2 separate regions of the Homo sapiens genome follow, and region 1 is linked to region 2. Evidence: read pairs that join two places in POLR2A ChIA-PET (ENCODE). Cell type or tissue: K562. All regions are shown on one strand. Links, peaks and the distances in the headings refer to the core of each region. The heading gives the core; the rest is flanking DNA. Region 1 overlaps HSF5 (heat shock transcription factor 5). Region 2 holds the start of MIR142HG (MIR142 host genes).

What was found. ChIA-PET counts read pairs that join two places held together with the same protein. Peaks named below come from ENCODE experiments on the same cell type or tissue, not always from the same donor. Only the 100,000 strongest peaks of a DNase experiment are listed, where the experiment ranks them.
Region 1: POLR2A ChIA-PET joins it to region 2 with 10 read pairs; 10 of 35 experiments call an interaction of 5 or more read pairs at or near these places.

The regions. Positions count from the first base shown.
Region 1 is chr17:58,429,003-58,436,352 of GRCh38, reverse strand. The region is part of intron 5 of HSF5 (heat shock transcription factor 5); the gene reads left to right. Among named protein-coding and RNA genes, the nearest start is that of RNF43, 15 kb to the right of the region's middle. In K562, for the core only: a CTCF peak has its summit at 2,986 (motif pointing right); no DNase peak of the experiment used is centred there.
Region 2 is chr17:58,331,614-58,338,222 of GRCh38, reverse strand. TSPOAP1-AS1 (TSPOAP1, SUPT4H1 and RNF43 antisense RNA 1) reads right to left here. Exons shown (of 5, transcript NR_038410.1): 3 at 544-775. MIR142HG (MIR142 host genes) reads left to right here and starts at 5,703. Exons shown (of 1, transcript NR_186557.1): 1 at 5,703-6,609. MIR4736 (microRNA 4736) reads left to right here and starts at 2,201; the gene lies at 2,201-2,247. RefSeq lists enhancers at 1-195, 166-375, 4,556-4,645, 5,236-5,305, 5,806-5,875 and 8 more and a silencer at 5,386-5,695. In K562, for the core only: no CTCF peak of the experiment used is centred there; DNase peaks (open chromatin) are centred at 4,293, 5,642 and 6,416; H3K4me3 peaks cover 2,500 bases.

The sequences.
Region 1 (7,350 bases), core at 1,843-4,342, 100 kb before region 2:
AAAAAAAGTTTTTTAATTAAAGTGTAGGCAGAAATACAATTCATGAAGTTGCAAATGATTCTGCTCTGATAGACCTTGGCCTAGCAGTTGGTCTATGAAAACATGGCTATATGTAAGGTCCCATGGCATTAAGAGACCTTAACCAAAGTCAATGTGTGAGATTAATATACTGCTCATTAAAAACAGTACAGCATATGGTTAGAAAGAAAGCTTTTGGTGTTAGAAAAACCTGCATTAAAACCTGGATTCTGCTCTTTACTGTGTGACCTTGGACGTGTTTACCTAACTGAGCTTTGGTGTCCTCATCTGCAAAATGAGGAATATGGATTATAATGATATAAATCATAGAACTGGCTTAGTATTATGCTGGGTTACATAGTAAGTAGTCCATACATAGTAGCAATAGAATTTTAGCTATTTTTATAACATTTACTTTTTTTTTTTTTTTTTTTTTGAGATGGAGTCTCGCTCTGTCGCCCAGGCTGCGGTGCAGTGGCGTGATCTTGGCTCACTACAAGCTCCACCTCCCAGGTTCACACCATTCTCCTGCCTCAGCCTCCCGAGTAGCTGGGACTACAGGCGCCCGCCACCATGCCCGGCTAATTTTTTGTATATTTAGTAGAGATGGGGTTTCACCATGTTAGCCAGGATGGTCTCGATCTCCTGCTCGCCTCAGCCTCCCAAAGTGCTGGGATTACAGGCATGAGCCACAGCGCCCAGCCAATATTTACTGTTCTTATGTTTATTACCACTGGTTACTTTTCAGATGGCTAGTCTCTATTTATTTATTTATTTGTTTATTTATTGAGCTGGAATCTCACTCTGTTGCCTAGGCTGGAGTGCAGTGGCGTGATCTCGACTCACTGCAACCTCCGCCTCCTGGGTTCAAGCGATTCTCGTGCTTCAGCCTCCCAAATAGCTGAGACTACAGGCATGAGCCACCACACAACTGATTTTTGTATTTTTAGTAGAGATGGGGTCTTGCCATGTTGGCCAGGTTGGTCTTGAACTCCTGACCTCAGGTGATCTACCCACCTTGGCCTCCCAAAGTGCTGGGATTACAGGCATGAGCTACTGCACCCCGCCTTAGTCTCACTTTAAATTCACGTAGGCTGTCAGTGTTGCAGCAGTCCTATAATATTTTCTAGTCAATATATTCCCCATTCTCCAAAGCCACTCTATTATATCCTGTCCTCTCTGCTCCGTTTCCAACACTCCTCCTCTCTCTTCATTCGTGGCTGTGACCCTGTTTTATATCTTACTGAGAAAATAGAAGCAGCTAGAATGAAGCTTTCATATCTTCCCACCAACATATTTATCAGTCTACTTCCAATTGTAACCCTACACGCTGCCTTTCCTTCTGTTATAATGGAAAAGGGCCAGTCCTTTCATTTGTATACAGAATCCTGTCCCCTTTGGTGTACTCACAGACTTAGGACCTACTGCTATCCCCCTTACTCTTCAATAATCACATTGTATCTTTATTTTTGCTTTCCCCCTAAGGCAGAGTCTTCCTCTGTCATCCACGCTGGAGTGTAGTGGTGTGAATACAGCTCACTGCAACCTCGACTTCCCGGCTCAAGCAATCCTCCCATCTCAGCCTCCTGAGTAACTGGGACCACAGGCTCATGCCACCATGCCCAGCTAATTTTTTTAATTTTTATAGAGACAGGGTCTTGCCATGTTGCCCAGGTTGTCTTGATTTCCTGGTCTCAAGTGATCCTCCTGCCTTGGCCTCCAAAGTGCTGGGATTATAAGAGTGAGCCACAGTGCCTGGCCACATTTTATCTTTTTTTTTTTTTTGAGATGGAGTCTAGCTCTGTTGCCAGGCTGGAGTTCAGTGGCAAGATCTCGGCTCACTGCAACCTCCGCCTCCCAGGTCAAGCGATTCTCCTGCCTCAGCCTCTTCCCAAGTAGCTGGAATTACAGGCACGCGCTGCCACATCCAGCTAATTTTTGTATTTTTAGTAGAGATGGAGTTTTACCTTGTTGGCCGGGATGGTCTCGATTTCCTCCCAAAGTGCTGGGATTATAGGCATGAGCCACTACGCCCGGCCTAACATTTTATCTTTTATGTTAGATAATTCCCATCAGCATGCAAACATGTCGTCATAGGTTCTATGTTTTAAAAATCCCTTTGGGCCAGGCACAGTGGCTCACGCCTGTAATCCCAGCACTTTGGGAGGTTGAGGCGGGTGGATCACCTGAGGTCAGGAGTTCTTGACCAACCTGGCCAATATGGTGAAACCCCGTCTCTACTAAAAATACAAAATTAACCAGGCGGGGTGGCATGCGCCTGTAATCCCAGCTACTCGGGAGGCTGAGGCAGGAGAATCAATTGAATCCGGGAGGCGGAGGTTGCACTGAGCCAAGAACACGCCACTGCACTTCAGCCTGGGCGACAAGAGTGAAGCTCCATCTAAAAAAAAAAAAAAAAAAAATCCCTTTGACCTTTCCTTCATACCTCCATGTAGCTATTCCTCTACTTTTTCTGCTTTCCTTAGAGCAAAGCTCCTTGGAAGCATATCCTTACTTCAACTACTCCAAGCAGATTTTTCTTTCTTCTGCTCAACTGAAACTTCATTTGTCAAGGTTTCCAATGACTGCCATGTTGCCAAATCCAGTAGCCAATTATCAGTCCGTATTTTACTTAATTCACCTCAGCAGCATTTGAACAGATTATTTCAACCTTCCTGAAATGCTTTCTTCTGGCTTGTGGAACATCTCCCTTTCCTAGTTTTCACTGGCCAACTCTGTAGTTTCTTTTACTGAATACTCTTCAACTTTCCTAATTTCTAAATATTGATGAACCCCAGAGCTCAATTCTTTCTCTCTCTCTATTCAATTCCTAGGTAATCTTAACCAGTCTCATGCTTTTATTATCACCTTTGTAGTGGTGTCTCCGAAATCTGTATCTTAAGTCTCAATCTTCTCTGAACCTCACTTGTATACACTACTGCCTACGCTACGTCTTTGGATGTCCAGTAGGTGTCCCAAGCTTAATATATTCTACCTTTTCCCCAATTTTACTTATTTACTTATAAATAAATAGTATTGGCCAGGCGTGGTGGCTCATACCTGTAATCCCAGCACTTTAGGAGGCCAAGGTGGGCAGGTCACTTGGGCTTAAGCGAGACTAGCTTGGCCAACATGGTGAAACCATGTCTCTACAAAAAACATGCTTGGTGGCAGGTGCTTGTGGTCCCAGCTACTCGGAAGGCTGAGGTGGGATAATTGCTTGAGCCTGGGAGGCAGAGGTTGTAGTGAGCTGTGATTGTGCCACTGCACTCCAGCCTGGGCAACAGAGCAAGACCTTGTCTCAGATGAATGAATGAATGAATGAATGAATGAATGGTACTTCTAGTCATCTGGTCAGCCACAACTCTTGGAGTCTCCCTTGACTCCCTTCTCTCACATGTCCAGTCCATCAGCAAATCTTATCAGCTCACTGTAGATGCAGATCCAGAATCTGACCATTTCTCACCTCCTTTATTTGGTGTCGCCATGGTCCAAGCTACTACTTTCTCTTGCCTAGATGACTGCAGTAGCTTCTTAAGGTTTTTCTGCTTCTGCTCTTGGCCCCTACAGTCTTTCTGCCAGAGTGATCTCTTAAATCAGTAATTATTTTCCCATCTAAATTTATTTAATAGTTTTCTATATATATATATGTAGAAGAAAATCTGAGAATCCTTACTGTGGTCTTCAAGATGCTGAATGATTTGGCTCCTGGCAACTGTTCTGGCTTCATCCCCTACCACCTTCTATCTCCCTCATCTAGTCCAGCCCCAGCAGTTTCTTCACTATTGTTTAAGCATACCAAGAATGCTCCAGCCTTTACACTTGCTATTGTCTCTGCCTGAAATGTTTTTCACCCAGATTTTCACATGGTGTGTTCCTTCATTTCATTCAGTCCTCTGCTCAGATGCCAGATCATCACAGAAATCTTCCTGACCATGCCATCTGAAATGGCACCCTGTTCCCCATGTCCTGCCCTCCTTCAGTCTTTATTCTTCTTTGTTTTTCTTCTGCAGTGCCTATTACTACTTGCTATTTTTCTATAATTCCCACCCCCACTCTTTCTAGAAGGTTGGTTCTCTGTGGTTGTTTTACCCATTGTTGTATCCCCAGGACCTAGAATATTACCTGTGGCACTCCTTGTTGGATAAATAAATGAATGAGTTGCTTTTTTTCTCCATATACATTCTTATCTTACTAATGTACTTTTTAAAAATTTATGGAAAAATGCAGTCTTTTAAAAAATTGTGATAAATGCTCATAAAATTTACCATCTTAACCATTTGAAAATGTACAGTTCAGTTAATGCCACTGCTACCATCACCACCATTTCTCTCCAGAACTCTTTTCATCTTGCAAAACTGAAACTCTATACCCATTAAACAGTAAGTCTCCATTTCCACTGTCCCCTGAATGCTGGTAGCCACCATTCTACTTTCTGTGTCTGTGTCTATGTCTACATTTTGTCTCTATGAGCAGTCTTTTAGTTAACCACTAAGAGGTAAGGTTTGAATATTTGGGAAGTCAAACCACCCTCAGGTTTCTTTTAGCAAGTACTTACTGAATGCCTGCCTTGGGCTTGGTACTGTGCTAGGTCCAATAGGGTTACACAAGTGGTGTCTTCTACAGTTCTCTTCTGCTGGAAACAAGAATTGTGTATGTTTTACAAAAGACACCATTCCATATCTCATTACCATGCTCTGATACTGAAAACTAAGATATGTTTTGGTATGTGTATTAGTCAGGGTCTTACAGAGTGATAGAACCAATAGGATATATATGGTCATGCACGGCATAATGACATTCAGTCAATGACAGACCATATATATGGAACAGTGGTCCCGTAAGATTGTAAATAATGACATTCAGTCAATGACAGACCATGTATATGGAACAGTGGTCCCGTAAGATTGTAACACTGTAGTTTTATGGTACCTTTTCTATGTTTAGATACATAAATACTTACTATTGTGTTATAATTGCCTACAGTGTTCAGCATAGTAACTTGCTGTACTGGTTTGTATCCTAAGAGAAATAGGCTATACCATATAGCCTTGGTATGTGTGTTAGTCCGATTTCACACTGCTGATAAAGACATACCCGAGACTGGGCAATTTACAAAAGAAAGAGGTTTAATAGACTTACAGTTCCACGTGTCTGGGAGGCCTCACAATCATGGTGGAAGGTGAAAGGCATGTTTCACATGGCAACAGACAAGAGAAGAGAGCTTCTGAAGGGAAACTCCCCCTTATAAATCCATCAGGTCTCATGAGACTATTCACTATCATCAGAACAGCACGGGAAAACCTGCCCCCATGATTCAGTTACCTCCTACCAGGTCTCTCCCACAACATGTGGGAATTCAAGGTGGGATTTGGGTTGGGGACAGCCAAACTATATCAGTATGTAGTAGGCTATACCATCTAGGTTTGTGTAAATATACAATGTGATATTTGTGCGGGGACAAAATCACCTGATGACACATTTTTCAGAACATATCCCCATTGTTAAGTGACTCCTGACTGTATATAGACATATAAGAGGGGATTTATTAGGGAAATTGGCATATACTGTTATGGAGGCTGAGAAGTCCCACACAAGCTGTCTGTAAGCTGGAGACCCTGGCAGTGTAGCTCAGTCCAAGTGTAAAGGCCACAGAACCAGGGAAGCCAATGGTGTAACTTGTCCAAGACTAGAGCCTAAGAGCCAAGGGGGCTTGTGGTGTAAGTCCCAGAGTACAAAGGCTGGGGAGTCTAGAGTTTTGATGTGCAAGGACAGGAGAGGAAGAGTGTACCCCAGCTGCAGACACACTTGCCTTTTCTCCATTTTTGTTCTCTCTGGGCCCCTGGCTGACTGGATGGTGCCTACCCATATTGAGAGCAGATCTTCCCCACCTAGTCCACTCAGACTCACATGCTAATCTTCTCTAGAAACACAGACACATATCCAAAGATAATGCTTTACCAGGCCAGGTACAGTGGCTCACACCTGTAATCCTAGTACTTTGGGAGGCTGAGGTGGGTAGATAATCTGAGGTCAGGAGTTCAAGACTAGCCTGGCCAACATGGCAAAACCCCATCTACTAAAAATACAAAAATGAGCCGGGTGTGGTGGTGGGTGCCTGTAATCCCAGCTACTTGGGAGGCTGAGGCAGGAGAATTGCTTGAACCTGGGAGGCAGAGGTTGCAGTGAGCCCAGATTGCGCCACTGTGCTCCAGCCTGGGAGACAGAATGAGTGAGACTCCATCTGAAAAAACAAAACAAAACAAAACAAAAACAGTAAAAAAAACAAAGATAATGCTCTACCAGATTTCTAGGTATTTCTTAATCCAATGAGGTTGACAAAGTCAACCATAACTATGAATTTTGTATTTATAGCCATTTCCTGCTTTCCCCTTCTTTTTGTCTGGTCATTTCAAATTGACAGGAAAATATACCTTTTTTTTTTAAGGTAAAATTAACATAGAATTAAACATTTAATTTTTTTTTTTTTTTACAGAGTCTTGCTTTGTTGCCCAGGCTGGAGTGCAGTGGTGTGATCTTGGCTCACTGCAACCTCCACCTCCTGGGCTCAAGTGATTCTCCTGCCTCAGCCTCCCAAGCAGCTGGGATTACAGGCGCCCGCCACCATGCCCGGCTGATTTTGTATTTTTAGTAGAGATCAGGTTTCACCATGTTGGCCAGGCTGGTCTCAAACTCCTGACCTCAGGTGATCCATCCACTTCGGCCTCCCCAAAGTGTTGGGATTACAGGTGTGAGCCACCACGCCTGGCCAAACATTTAGTTTTTTAGTTTTTATTTTTTTAGACAGGGTCTTGCTCTGTCCCCCAAGCTGGGGTGCAGTGGTATGATCTTGGCTCACTGCAACCTCTGCCTGCTGGGCTCAAGCAATCCTCCTGCCTCAGCCTCCTGAGACTACAGGCATGGGCCACCATGCCTCGCTATAAGTTAAACATTTTAAAGTGTACGATTAAGTGGCATATAGTACATTCATAATGATATACAACCTCCACCTCTATTTAGTTCCAAAAGATTTTCAGCACCCCAAAAGAAAAACCCATAACCATTAAACAGTTGTTCCATATTCCCACCTTTCCCCAGCCCCTGGCAACTACCAATCTGTTTTCTGTCTCTATGGATTTACTTATTCTGAATGTTTTATATAAATGAAATAATGCAATATGTGTGTGACATTTGTGTCTAACTTACTTTACTAAGCATAATGTTTTCTAAGGTTCATCCACATTGTAGCATGTAAATCAGTACTTCATTTCTTATTATGGCTGAATAATGTTATGTTATATATGTATACCACAATTTGTTTATCCATTTATT
Region 2 (6,609 bases), core at 4,087-6,586:
CTCCAGGCTGGGTCTCCACCCCCGGCCCAGCCCCCGCAGGCCTGTCTCTCTCACTTCGTCTTTTTGAGGTTTGGCTCTGGGGCTCTGGGGCTCTGGGGCCCTGGCGGGCGTCACTTCAAACGCACTTTCTGGTTGAGTCACTTTTTAACGGCTCCAGTGCTGTGAGCTGCTGCTGCTGCTGGGTCCCTGGCCTTGGGGGCCAACCCTCCCCCATTTGACTGCTTAATAGGCTCTGAAGGAAAGGGCTGGGGAGGCCATCTGCTGCTGGAGAGACTCTGCGGGCCACCTGGCCACCCAGTTAGGCCCCTCTGCCCCCCAACCCACAAGCCTGGGCCAGAGGGTCCGCCCTGGGTCGCTCCCACTGCTTTTTCCAACGGGGTTGTGAGGGGAGAACAGGTCTTCACAGAAGACCTGTTCTTTGGGGACTTTGAATTGAGCTCCCTCTGGGGAACAGAAACGGGGTGCCCGATTTTCAGGAAGGTGAAACTTAACCTCGCTGAGTTTCCGGTTCCTCATCTCTGAGATGGGGATACCATCACTTACCTCACTGGGTCAGCATGACGATCAAGCGAGATTCAGATTGAGTGTGTTTCATCAAGTTCTCTAGCTGCCTGGGCTGCCTCCCTTCCCTCGGCCCCGAGTGCAGAACGTGGAGGTGAACGGGATGAATCCAAGCTGGTTCGCAGGGCAGTCCTCACTGAGCAGTCTCTTTCCAACTCTCACCACCTTTTCCAGCTGGTCCTGGGATGTGAGGAATCCTGTTGGGGGCAGGAGGCTGGCAGGAGGAAATAGATAGCTCTTTGCCCCTTGTTTCCAGACAAGATAAGGGGAGAATTCTACTAGAGCCATTCCTAGCCACCCTGCCTTCTCTGCATTTTGGGAGGTGTGCCCTCGAGCCAGCTGAGAAGATACCATGGCTGCCTGGGGGCTGGGCAGGATTTGGAACACAGATACTGCTGCTTCCTCCTGCGAGGTCTCTGGGCTCCTGTGCTCTTGGGGACTTCCTAGAGCACAAACAAGTCTTTTGGTCAACTCCCTCCCCATTTTTATAGGTGAAGAAACAGGCTGGGGTTTAGGGGCAGATTCAGTGACTGGCCCAGAATTGTACCATAAATAATCACAGGGTGAGGATTAGACCCCTAGTTTCTTGACACTTAATTTTATCCTCTGCTTGGTGATCCTGATGTTGGGATAGGGAGTGGGGCTGATGAGGGATTGTAGTGGGTTCCAGGCAGAAAACCAGCTCTTGGACCCCCTCCCTGTCCCCGCCACACATACACACACAATTTATTTGCAGCAGTTGGAACTGGAGCAGGTGCAGCTATGCAAGTTAAACCCAGCACCTGTGTGTGGAGAGAGTCCAGAGGGAGCTTTCATCTCTCCACTTGTGTCCCCAGAAGATCCCAGAGGAGAAAGCTTCTGGTTTCACGGCCACTCCCACAGCAGTGGTCAGGGTAGCCTTCCTCACACCCACACCCCCTTTCCACCCAGCCCGTCCTGCCTTTTCCCAGATGTTGTGGAAAGAACCCAACTTGGCCCTAACTTGTTTTGTGACCTCAGGCTGCCTTCTGCCTCTCTCTGGGCTTGCAGCTCTGTTTCCTGACTCGGGACCAGTTGCTGCCTAACCTTGCTGCTTAAAAGTCCTTGGGTCTTATGATCCCAGGAGATCTGAGCCAGAACCCTGCCCCAGTGCGAAGTGACCTCCTAGTGTGGGCCACTGTGCATTGGAGCTGCCCCTTGCCAGACAGAGTAGAGCAGGAGAGTATGAAATTAAACCTAGGGGAGTCTGGTACGAGCAGGCAGGGGCTGAGGGGCAGCCAGTTTGCCCGCCCTCCTTGCCTGGAGGCCCTTTAGCACTCCTTGTGCTCCCAAGGCTCTGAGATGAGACAGATCTTCTGAGGTGCTGAGATGATCTCTGTAGGGGACATGGGCTGTCTTAGGTTCTTAAGGCACTTGCCTCTCTTGGCACCTGCTTCCCTTGGCTGCCCCTCCAGGGAGATGGGGAAGGGTCTCAACATTTGGGACTATTGACTCCAATTTGCTTTAGCCCCATTTTGCAATGCTAGGGGCTCAGTTTCCCTCCTTTGTGGCCAGGCCTGTCCCCAACTGTAGCTTACTGGAGGGCGGGTCTGCTCTGCCTTCTGGACTTCCTGTTTGTGAGTGGTTAAGTCTGTGGCTTCTCTCTTGTTGGCTCTTTGTAAGGCAGGTTATCTGGGCTGCCATCTCCCACTGGCTGCTTGCCTGCCTGTGAGTGAGGGCCCCAGGCCCATGCAGATGGCAGGGAAGGGTTGGTTTTCTTTTCTGCCTTCATGTGCGGACAATGAGCTTGTGTCATTTCTTCCACCCTCTGGGCCTGCTCTCCTTACAGGCATTAGGCCTTCAAAAGACAATTTTCTCCCTGTTTCTCCTCCTTGCCCAATCTCTCCTTCTAAACCCTCTTCCACCTGTACTCACATTCTCCAGGAAGCCTTCTCTGATGGGACTCCTGTGACTCTAAGGTTGCTACTACAGCATCCAACATCCCAGCCCCTTGGGCCCTGGCAACTGCCACCTGGGATGGCCTTGTGCCTGTTGCCGTTACTATGTTAAATGTAGATGTGTGTGTCTACTTCACCCTCAGATTCAGTGCTCACTAGAAGTAGGAACCAAGTGTCCCCATCAGACCTGAAGCTCTGCCCCTGCTTTGGGTACAAGACACTCACTTGCACTGACACACACACTCGTACACACTGCCTATCAGGCTGGGAGTGCCCAAGGACAGGTCCTGTGTCCTTTTCTCTGCCGGCTCACCTTTGCCTACCCACAGCCTCAGCTTGGCACACAGAGATGGTTGTCCCCCAGGTCGGTAAGGTGGGGGTGGCAGTGAGGGACCATGAGCCTGGAGCCCTCCAGGATTCCAAGCCCAGATCCCTCTATCCTGATGAAGGGCTGTTCCCACCTTGTTCCTGCCGCCCCCGCCCCCTACTTCCTCTGAGCAAGAATCTGAATGTCAGAACCAGGGAGGGCCGTGGGGGACTTTTGACAGCAAGTCCAAGTGAGCCAAGGTTGCCCAGTGACAGCCTGCTTGAACCTGGATCGGCCGCCAAGGAGGCGGAGTTTGAAGTATCAACTTGAACTCCTCTCTCCACAAAGACATCAAGGGTTTGGTTTTTCTCATCCTGGGGAACTCAGGCAACAGGTGGCTTTGGAGGCAGGAGTGGGAGCCAGGCCACTCTCACAGAGGTACTTATGTTCTGAATCCACCCCCAGCTCCTTCCAGTCACCCTGTCAAGCACTGGCCCCAGATTCCCAGGTGACCCTCCCTGTGTCTCTTGGGGAGGACGCAGGTGTGTCCAGGAGTGTAGATAGGCCTCCTCTAGGTGTGTGTACAGGACTGCGGGGTGTGTCGGCGACAGCGTGTCTGTGTCTGAATGTTTTGGGCTCTCTGGGCCGCTGTGTCTGCATGTGTGTTTCCATGCAGGCACTGGCTGCTCTTCCCTCAGGCACCTGCTGGTCAGTCACACAGGCCACGCATCTGGGTGGTGGCAGCCTACGTCAGGCTTCGAGTCCAGCAGCCTTGTTCCAGTCACAGGTGGACGGCCCATTCCATGTATCCTAGCCATTCTCACAAAGTTTCTTATTGTCTCTGTATTCTTATTTTAGACTCTGCCCCTTCCCCTGTCCTTGATTTTGTCTCTGGCCCTGTACCATTTCTTCTGGTTTGAGGCCCAGCAGAGTCGGGAGTCATCGCTGGGCTGGGGAAAGTCCAGGTCCTCATTCCATCCTTCTTTAGCCCCAGCCTCGGGATGGGAACCAGCAGAGGGCCTAGACTATCCAGAAACCCCCTGACCCCAGAAGCTCCGTTGACAGAGAAGCTGGGCCCTAAGCTCTCTTCTCAAAAAAAGAAAATAGATAAATAAAAATAAAAACTATTGGTGGTCTTTAGGCATTGAGGTTGTACAGAGAAAATCAGCCTCTGTTGTCACAAGACAACAGGCAGCAGGGACACCTCACCCTGCTCAGGACAGGAGAAGGGCTAGATTGGAGACTGTTGGAGCCATGTGTGTCCCTTGGAACCTCAGCTCTGACTCGCCACAGGTCACATGCTGAGGGGTCTATGGCATAGCTGGGCCCAGAAGCCGGGCTCCTGGGTCCCATTCTGTGACTCTCTTTTGTGGGGACAGGACGCCTCTGAAGTGAGGGCTATGGAGGCATCATAAGCAGGAGTAGGAGGTAAGATGCTCTCAGGGGAGGAGCCCTGAAGAATGGGGGTCCAGGAACCCAGGTTACTGCACAACTTTGATATTCTTATCCTCTTATCGCCTGGGGCAGCCACTTCCCCTCCACCCAGGTCAGAGGCAGCGGTGGTCTCTTAAAGGAGTATCGCCCCATTTCTGGCCAGCTGGCCCTGCAAGGCAACCCTCCTCACCACTTTCTCTTTAGACTCAAGGGGGTGAAAGGCCCCATTCCCCCTTTCTCTGTCCCATTTTAGGGACCTGGGAATGGGGCAACTTTCCAGGTTGAAGGACCCCCTTCCTGGAGGGAAGGATGTGGGGCCATCTCCCTCCCCACTGCCCCCATGCCAGTCCTCTTCTAGGCCCTGAATCTGACAGCTCCCTAAGGTCTGTGTGGGCCTAAACGGAGGACCCAGAGAAGAGGTCCATGGCCTTCTGGGAAGGAGTCACTGGGTGGTTTTCTCTCTACCGCTCCTACCTCCCCAAACCCATTCCTCTTGCTTCCAGAGCCAAGCCCATGGAGAGGCTTGGAGAACGCTGGGGGAAGATGGTATGGGCTGGGCTCAGCCGACGCTGTCCCCTGCCCACCCCCACACCCTACTCCCCTCCCCCAGCCAGGGGCCCTGGGCTGGGCAGCTTCCTGCCTTCCCCATGGGGAAATCGGGGGTGGCATGCAGGTGGGTGGGCCCCATGCCCACATCCGGTGGCCGCCAGAACCTTCCCTCGAGCCTCTTTCCCGCCACTCCTCCAAGCCCCCTTCTCTCCGCATAGCACCTGTGCCCCACCTTAGGACCTGATCCTCACCCAGCTCTGCCCTGCCCTCTTGTCCCCACAGGTCCCAAAGAGAGCGTGAACACCTAGCCTAGTGCCATCAGTCCACCGGGCCTGAGAGTGTCCCCCGCACTGTGCCCTGCAGGCTGAGGCTGCAGGAGGGGTGGCTTTGTGGGGTGCTGAGGACAACAGTCTCCATGGACGCCCTTCATGCATCAGCACCTCCATGGCCCTCGGGAGCACACGCAGAGGAGCCAGGGCCTGGCCTGAGTGTTGGGAAGGGAAGGGAGTTTTCTGGGCTGAGGTCAGCAGCGGTGGGGCTCAGAGAGAAGGTCCTTTTCTTGTGCTGGAATTCTGGACTCCCCGTTTTGGGCACTCACCGAGGGCCCTGTCGAGGAGCCCTGGTCTTCTGGGGTCACCCTCAATGCCCTGAGTCAGTCCCAGGCTCTTGAGCCATCCCTTGGAGCTGGTGCCACGGGGGGAAGGGCAGCTGGGGCCGGAAGCCACCTGCCCAGGGCATGAGAGAGGGTCCCCAGCCCTCCCGCGGGCCCACCCCCTTCTGTTTCCTGTCAGTCTGTCCTCCCCAGGGAGGGAGGGAGGGAGGGCGCTCATCCCCTGCGGGCGGGGGCGGGGCGCGCTCTGAGACCGTTGGGCGCCCTGAGATCTGGCCCACGTGGCCTCGGGGTTATAAGCCCTGCCCTCCCTGAAGGGAACCCCACTTCGGAGCCTGGAGCACAGGGCGAGCTCTCCTCCGCCCTGCAGCCTCAGGTAAGGATCCGGACCTTCACTGCTGCCCCAACTGGGGCTCCTCAGCTCGGGGCCTCTAGGGGCTTGGGCTGCTGGTCTGGGTGGAGGCGCGTTGGGGGTGTCGAGGAGCTTGGGTGCAAGCCCCATGCGGGAAGCTCAGGGCAAAGCGCCTTGAAACCCTCTCTAGTGAAGGAAGGTAAAATGGCTCCGGGACCCCAGGCGGGGAAAGAGGTGTCCAAGGAGGAGGGCTGGAGAGTAAGGCGGGGATGGCAGAGGGTACGCAGAGGCTGAGAAGTGGGACCAGTGTCTCAAGGGGCGCCAGCCTCTTCCTCCGCCCAACATGGCCACCATTTTTGTTGGGATAGCCTTGGGCTCCTGCCAGGGGAACAGCAGGGCAGTGAGGGAGTCAGGACTTTGGGCTGGTGGGGAGGCCGAGAATCAAGGCTCTGGGGAGTCAGGACTTTGGGGCTGGTGGAGTGGCTGGGGACTGAGGCCCTGGGGGGTCAGGACCTTGGGCTGCTATGGAGGCTGGGACTGAGGCTCTGGGGGAGTCAGGACCTTGAGCTGGTGGGGAGGCTGGGAATTGAGGCCCTGGTGTGTTCAAGACCTTGGGCTGGTGGGGAGGCCAGGGCCTGAGGCCCTGGGGGGTCAGGACCCTGGGCTGTTGGGGAGGCTGGGGACTTAGGCCCTGGGGGGTCAGGATCTTGGGCTGGTGGGGAGGCTGAAGGGTGGGGACTGAGGCTCTGGGCAGTCAGGACCTCACGGTTGGGGTGGACTGGAGACCAAGACCTTGGCAGGGGAGCTGTGGCTGCCTCATTTGGACGCTGGAGGGTGGCTAGCGTGGCTGGAAGCGGCCAGCCAGGGGTTCACAGAACTG